2 separate regions of the Homo sapiens genome follow, and region 1 is linked to region 2. The links are chromatin contacts, found by Hi-C or POLR2A ChIA-PET in ENCODE. All regions are on one chromosome and are shown on one strand. The core of a region is the stretch at or near the end of the contact, and the rest is flanking DNA. Distances in the headings are between cores, read along the strand shown. Region 1 holds the start of SDHB (succinate dehydrogenase complex iron sulfur subunit B). Region 2 holds the start of ZBTB17 (zinc finger and BTB domain containing 17).

Region 1 (3,261 bases), core at 174-2,673, 1.1 Mb after region 2:
TTATCAATCATCAATTTAATACTGAGAGGATGTCAGCTTGAGGCTCTGGTAGGCTGTCTTCTTCCTCTATCTCCCCTTTTCAGAAAGGCTGATGCAGACAGAGTGGATCCAAGTTCACACACAGCATGCTGGATAGAACCAGGATTGGAACATGGGCAATATGTACTGTGTTATGCAGCCATAGCAGGCACTTAAGATGAAAGATGTCCTCATTTAAGTGCAAGAGAGGAAGAGGAACTAAAATTTCTTGGACACCAACCATGTCCCAAGATCTATGCTAAGGAGTTTTTCTGGTACCATGTTAAAAAACTGCCTCAGGTCTGCTTCTTGGGAATGTGATATTTTGAGCAAGCCAAAAATTTTCTTTCTGGGGGCCTCAAGTTTTCAAAGCTCCAAAAAGGAGGGTAAGGATTCTTGCTTGCCCACCTTAAAGGGGTTGTTGAGAATCCCAGAAGAGGAACAGACTTAGAAAGGATTTGCAAATCCTTAGTCCCTTATGTATACAAAAGCAATTTCCCTTCCCCTTCTAAATGTTCCCACTTAGAAGGCAGGTCAGAAATGTGTTGTTTCTTGGCCATACAAGGGGCGTGGGAAAATCTGTTACTGCACACGGCATAGTAATAAACAAGAACAGCGCCAAGCCCTCTACCTGTCATTCCATGTCAACTCTATGAGGTCCGTATTATTATATGACCTTTAGAGTCAGAAACACTGAGAGGATACTAGTGAAACTGTGGTGACACTGCTTTAAGGAACCCAGTCTTTCCTGCAACCCCCACCACCCACCTCCGGGATCCTTCGAGGTAGGGGGCTGGGTGCATTTCCCTCCATCTCTCCCTTCCCCTGCCCTGTCCCCAACAATTCACATGTCCTTTCCTCACCCATCCCGGTCCTCAACCTCGCACCCTTGAGGAATTACCTCGCTTCCCAATTCCCATCCTTCACACCCCGCAGGTCTCCCTTTTCTACAGAGGCGATAGTTTGGTGGCAGAAAAAGGGCTTGGAACTCCAATGTCTGGATTCAAATTCTGGTTCCAGCAGTCATTCGCTTGCCATGTGACCTTGAGCAATTCAAGTCCCCTTTCTGAACGTCCCCCCCCCCCGCACCCTTAGCTGTAAAAAATTGCCCGTGCCCTAACTCACAAGCTGCTGCGAGGCGCAGAAAGATAACTTGACAGGGATGCTCGAAGCCAAACCAAAGCACTGCACCAGGGGGAGGAGGTCCTCCATCTCCCTGAGGCCTTGCCCTATGCTTCCTCAGTCTCTCCGCAGCCCCATCAGCTCCAGGCAGTCTCTGTGGCTTTCCTGACTTTTCCCTCTCTGAGGCTCCAGGACTCACCTGCAGGCAGGCTCCGCCAAGGGTTGTGGCCGGCAACCGGCGCCTCAAGGAGAGGGCGACCACCGCCGCCATCTTGGCTCCTGACGTCAGCCCCACCCCTTAACCCCGAGGTCGCTCTCCGCCGGTGTCCCGTCGAACATCGCGGCGCCCAGCCTACATCCACTGAGGACCCACTAGCCGCGTACGAGCAACCAAGTGGGAGGCGGCTTCCGGTTTCCCGGGTGGGCGGAGGGAAGGCGGGGCAAGCACAGCGAGCGTGCGCAATAGCGCAGTAGCGGCGCATGCCCATTTGGCTTCCCCCGTGACCTTCTCAGAAAGGGGAGGAGTCTGAGAGGCAGGGCGACTTTCAGGGGGTGGGGCTAAGACTTAGATGGGGCGGAGCCATCCTATCCGGGTCCCTGCCCCGATTTCAACCTCTTTATTCCTGGAATTTTTGTTTGTTTGTTTGAGATGGAGTCTCGCACTGTTTCCCGGGCTGGAGTGCAATGGCGCGATCTTGGCTCACTGCAACCTCCGCCTCCCGGGTTCACGCGATTCTCCTGCCTCAGCCTCCCGAGTAGCTGGGATTACAGGCGCACACCATCACACCCGGCTAATTTTTTGTATTTTTAGTAGAGACGGGGTTTCATCATCTTGGCCAGACTGGTCTTGAACTCCTGACCTCGTGATCCGCCCACCTTGGCCTCCCAAAGTGCTGGAATTACAGGCATGAGCCACTGCGCCCGGCCAATTTTTTTTTTTTTTTTCAGACAGGGTCTCACTCTGTTGCCCAGGCCGGTGTGCAGTCTTGGCTCACTGCAGCCTCGACTTCCCAGGCTCAAGCGATCCTCCCACCTCCAGAGTAGCTGGGACTACAGGCGTGTGAGCCACCATACCCGGGTAGTTTTTTTTTTTTTCTTTTTTTTGAGATGGAGTATCGCTCTGTCTCCCAGGCTGGAGTGCAGTGGCGCGATCTCGGCTGACTGCAACCTCCGCCTCCCGGGTTCAAGCAATTCCCTGCCTCAGCCTCCCGAGTAGCTGGGATTATAGGCGTCCGCCATCATGCCCGGCTAATTTTTTTGTGTTTTTAGTAGAGATGGGGTTTCACCATCTTGGCCAGGCTGGTCTTGAACTCCTGACCTCGTGAGCCACCCACCTCGGCCTCCCAAAGTACTGGAATTACAGGCATGAGCCACCGCGCCCGGCCACCCGGATAATTTTTTTAAAAAATTATTTGTAGAGATGGAGTCTGGCTATGTTGCCCAGGCTGGGCTCAAGCAATCATCCTGCTCCAACTTCCCAAAGTGCTGGGATTACAGGCGTGAGCCACCACACCTAGCCTCCCTAAGAATTTGTCAGTCTTATTATTCATCTCTGACGCTTACTGGCTTGAGTCAGCCCTTTCTGTCGCATACCGTGCAGCTTGCCCGAGGCTGCCCAGGTTTCTGCACTGAGAGTCCCAAACAAACTGGGCAGTTGGTGAATGAGCTGAGGTGATTTCAAGGGTGGCTGGCAAAGGTGCCATTCTTTTGTTCGTTCATTCATTCATTCATAAATACGAATGGAGTGGCTACTATGTGGCAGGCACCAAGTGCTGGGATGCTGCAGGGAATGAGCAAGCCAGGTGGTCACTGCTCATTGAATTTACTCTCTAGTGGTGGAGACGGCAAGTGAGCAGACAGCTAGACACTGTGAGCTCTGTTCTGTACGAGAGGGTGTGCCCAGAGAAGGACACCCAGTCCTTGGTGGCTTTGTTAGCCATTTAATATAAGAAACCATTTCTACTCTGTGCCAAACATTATGGTCCATTATCCCACTTAATCCCCACAGCAGTTCTGTGAAGAAAGTTTTTTGGTTTTGTTTTTTACTGAGTTTCCATTTTAGACATCTCAGCTTCTTTTTCCAGCCCCCTCCATGGATCTGCTCAGAGCTGGCCTCACTCT
Region 2 (3,125 bases), core at 201-2,700:
TGCAACCTCCGCCTCCTGCGTTCGAGCGATTCTCATACCTCAGCCTCCTGAGCAGCTGGGACTACAGGCGCGCGCAAGCACGACCGGCTAATTTTTGTATTTTTAGTAGAGACGGGGGTTTCACCATATTGGCCAGGCTGGTCTCGAACTCCTGACCTCAAGTGATCTGCCCGCCTGGGCCTCCCAAAGTGCTGAGATTACAAGCGTGAGACAACGAGCCCGGCCCAGTCTGCTTCTTTATTTAGCCTGATCTCTCTCTCCTCTCTCTACGAAGATGAGTTTTCTCACAAACTACACCCTTAACTGGGAATACCCGTTTTCCTGCCTCACTCCGCTGAGCTTCCCTTAGATCTTAGCTTTCTGGGGGACAGAAGCCTCCCGGGATTCCCCCTAGGCTGAGTGATGTGTCTCTACTCCGTGCTTCAGAGGAAGGAGGGCTTTCTGCCCTCGCAGCAGTATCAGAATTGCTGATTTACCTGTATGTCTCCCACATGGGTCTCTGAGCTCTGGGTGACAATGGTGATACAATTAATAACAGCAACAAACACACAGCATTTACTTTGTACCCATAAGTGTTCTAGGAGCCTCATTTCCCCTTTATTACAATCTTAGGAGGCTGATTTTATTATCATCTCTGCTTAAAGGATGAATAAACCCAGGCAGAGAGAAAAAGCCAAAAGTGCCTAAGGTCACAGCAGGGAATGGGGATTCAAACCCCGCTGCTGGGCTCCACGGTTCACACTCCTAACTCCAGGATCGAGGATCCTGGAGGATCGAGTCCGCCCGCATCACTCGCTCTAGCTTCACCATCTATCAGGTGCTGAACCACCGTCCGCAGTACGAATGAATGAATGAAATGCTTTTATACAGGGACAGCGTCGGCCTCCTCTGTCAGCTCCTCCTAGGCCCGGGCAGCCCCGCTCCCTCCCGCCCCGGCCGGCCGACAGGAGCTGCCCCGGCACTGCGCTCCCTCGCGGCCGCAGAACGCCCACCCTCGACAGCGCGCGGGGTCAAGGGGCGGTGACAGCCGTGCGGCGGGGGCGGAGATGCTACCAGCTGGGGTGTCATCCAGCCCGGGAGGTGACACGCGCCCCCTCGCCCGGGCGGTCGCCTGGCCGCCCACTCCCCGCCAGCACGCCCGGCGACGCCCCCCGCCCCGCCACCCCACAATCTCCCGCCCAGCGGTGTCCCCTCAGCCCCGGTTGGCGTCCCATTCCACTTCCCTCCCCTCCCCCACACAACCGTCACCGGCGTCCCACCGCGCCCCATCCTCCGCCGCCTCCGCCCCGGCTCCCGGGACTTCCCCGGCCCCGGGCGATTGTTGACACTCACCTGCCATGTCCCGGACCCCACCGCAGAGGGAGGTGCATCACGGCCGCGAGAAGGCCGGGGACGGCACTCCAGAGCAGACAAAGGGCGCCGCCATGTTAGAGTCGGGCGGAACCGACCTCGCAGGCTTCCCGGCTGCAACTTCCGGCGCATGCGCAGCGTCCTCGCTAGGAGAGCGCCCATAGACAGACGCATGCGCCTAGCTATCCAAAAGTTCCACCTTACAGTACTTCGGCGCTCAGAGTTGTCCTCATTGTACCCCTGCCTTGGTTTCTCTTCCAAATATAACAGTAACATCATGTGTTCAGCTCTTACTGTGTGCCAGGCACTGTGTTAAGCGCTTTACATGCATTATCTCTTTAAATCCTCACACCAATTATAAGATAGTATTATTCTCCTAATTTTAAAAAAGGGAAAACAGACTCAAAAAGTGTAAATCAATGTCCATGGTCACATATCTTGTAAGTGGTGGACCGGAGATATGAATCTACTTGTGGCTTCAAAGCTGCAGATCCCAGTTGTGTTTTTCTACCTTCTAAACCGAACATTATCCCCTTCCCTGATTGTCTTGGACGTGAATAAAGGTGTCTGAAAACAAAAGTGTCTGCAGACTTGCATGGCCCCTCCGTGGCCCCTCTTCTACCTTTTTGGTAGCTCTAGGCCACTGACTTCTCCACTTTCTCACAGTCTGAGGGCTTTCTCCTTTGTTTACTTCTAGGCCTGCATATTTTCCATAATCTATAATTTTAACAACACTCTTGCCACTACTGTAAGCTCTTTTGCCCCCTTGCCTTTTTGTCACATGGATTTGGTAAGAATACCAACGCTGTGTGAATCCAAATGCACCTTTTCTCTTTGTTAGCTCCCAAACAGCCAAGCACAGCTGAAGAAAGTATGCAGTGGGGAGACTGTTCCCTAGAGATTCATGTCCACTAGCCTTCAGTGGGATGCAACATATGCCAATCTGGCAACTCACTCCTGTCTTCACAATGGCTAGAGAAACAAAAAAGCCCAGCAGTTGACTTCACCCCTTCTTGTCTTTAGGTTTTTTTTTTTTTTTTGGAGACAGAGTCTCACTCTGTCTTCCAGGCTGGAGTGCAGTGGCGCTGTCTCGGTTCACTGCAAGCTCCGCCTCCCGGGTTCACGCCATTCTCCTGTCTCAGCCTCCAGAGTAGCTGGGACTACAGGCGCCCGCCACAACACCTGGCTAATTTTTTGTATTTTTAGTAGAGACGGGGTTTCACCATGTTAGCCAGGATGGTCTCGATCTTCTGACCTCGTGATCCACCTGCCTCAGCCTCCCAAAGTGCTGGGATTACAGGCGTGAGCCGCCGTGCCCGGCCGTCTTTCTTTTCTTTCTTTTTTTTTTTTTTAGATGGGGTCTCGCTATGTTGCCCGGCTGGACTGAAACCCCTAGGCTTAAGCATCCCATTTCAACCTCCCCAGTAGCTGAGACTACAGGCATGTGCACCCACAACTGGCTAACTTCACCCGTTCTTTTTAACTATATTTTTAATTTTTATTTCAGTAGTTTTTGGGGAACACATGGTGTTTGGTTACATGGATAAGTTCTTTAGTGATGATTTCTGTGATTTTGGGGGACCCATGACCTGAACAGTGTACATTCTACCCAAGGTGTAGTCTTTTTTTTTTTTTTTTTTTTTTTTTGAGATGGAGTCTTGCTCTGTTGCCCAGGCTGGAGTGCAGTGGCGCCATCTGGGCTCACTGCAAGTTCCGCCTCCCAGGTTCACGCCATTCTCCTGACTCAGCCTCCCGAGTAGCTGGGACTACAGGCG

Evidence for each region. Hi-C counts contacts between places; a loop is a spot of excess contacts on that map. ChIA-PET counts read pairs that join two places held with the same protein, here RNA polymerase II (POLR2A). Pooled maps may share reads with other maps.
Region 1: a map of CD4-positive, alpha-beta T cell shows a loop between it and region 2 (6-fold over the local background). The contact joins the promoter of SDHB here to the promoter of ZBTB17 in region 2. A Hi-C loop is called at or near these places in 1 of 168 maps with a recorded cell type or tissue (CD4-positive, alpha-beta T cell) and 6 of 50 pooled maps. POLR2A ChIA-PET finds 5 or more read pairs at or near these places in 1 of 52 experiments (T-cell).

The regions. Positions count from the first base shown.
Region 1 is chr1:17,052,609-17,055,869 of GRCh38, forward strand. It overlaps SDHB (succinate dehydrogenase complex iron sulfur subunit B), which reads right to left and starts at 1,424. Exons shown (of 8, transcript NM_003000.3): 1 at 1,340-1,424. The coding sequence starts at 1,411. RefSeq lists enhancers at 1,304-1,363, 1,914-1,963.
Region 2 is chr1:15,974,651-15,977,775 of GRCh38, forward strand. It overlaps ZBTB17 (zinc finger and BTB domain containing 17), which reads right to left and starts at 1,451. Exons shown (of 16, transcript NM_003443.3): 1 at 1,333-1,451. RefSeq lists enhancers at 315-424, 1,316-1,815 and silencers at 845-1,174, 1,215-1,314.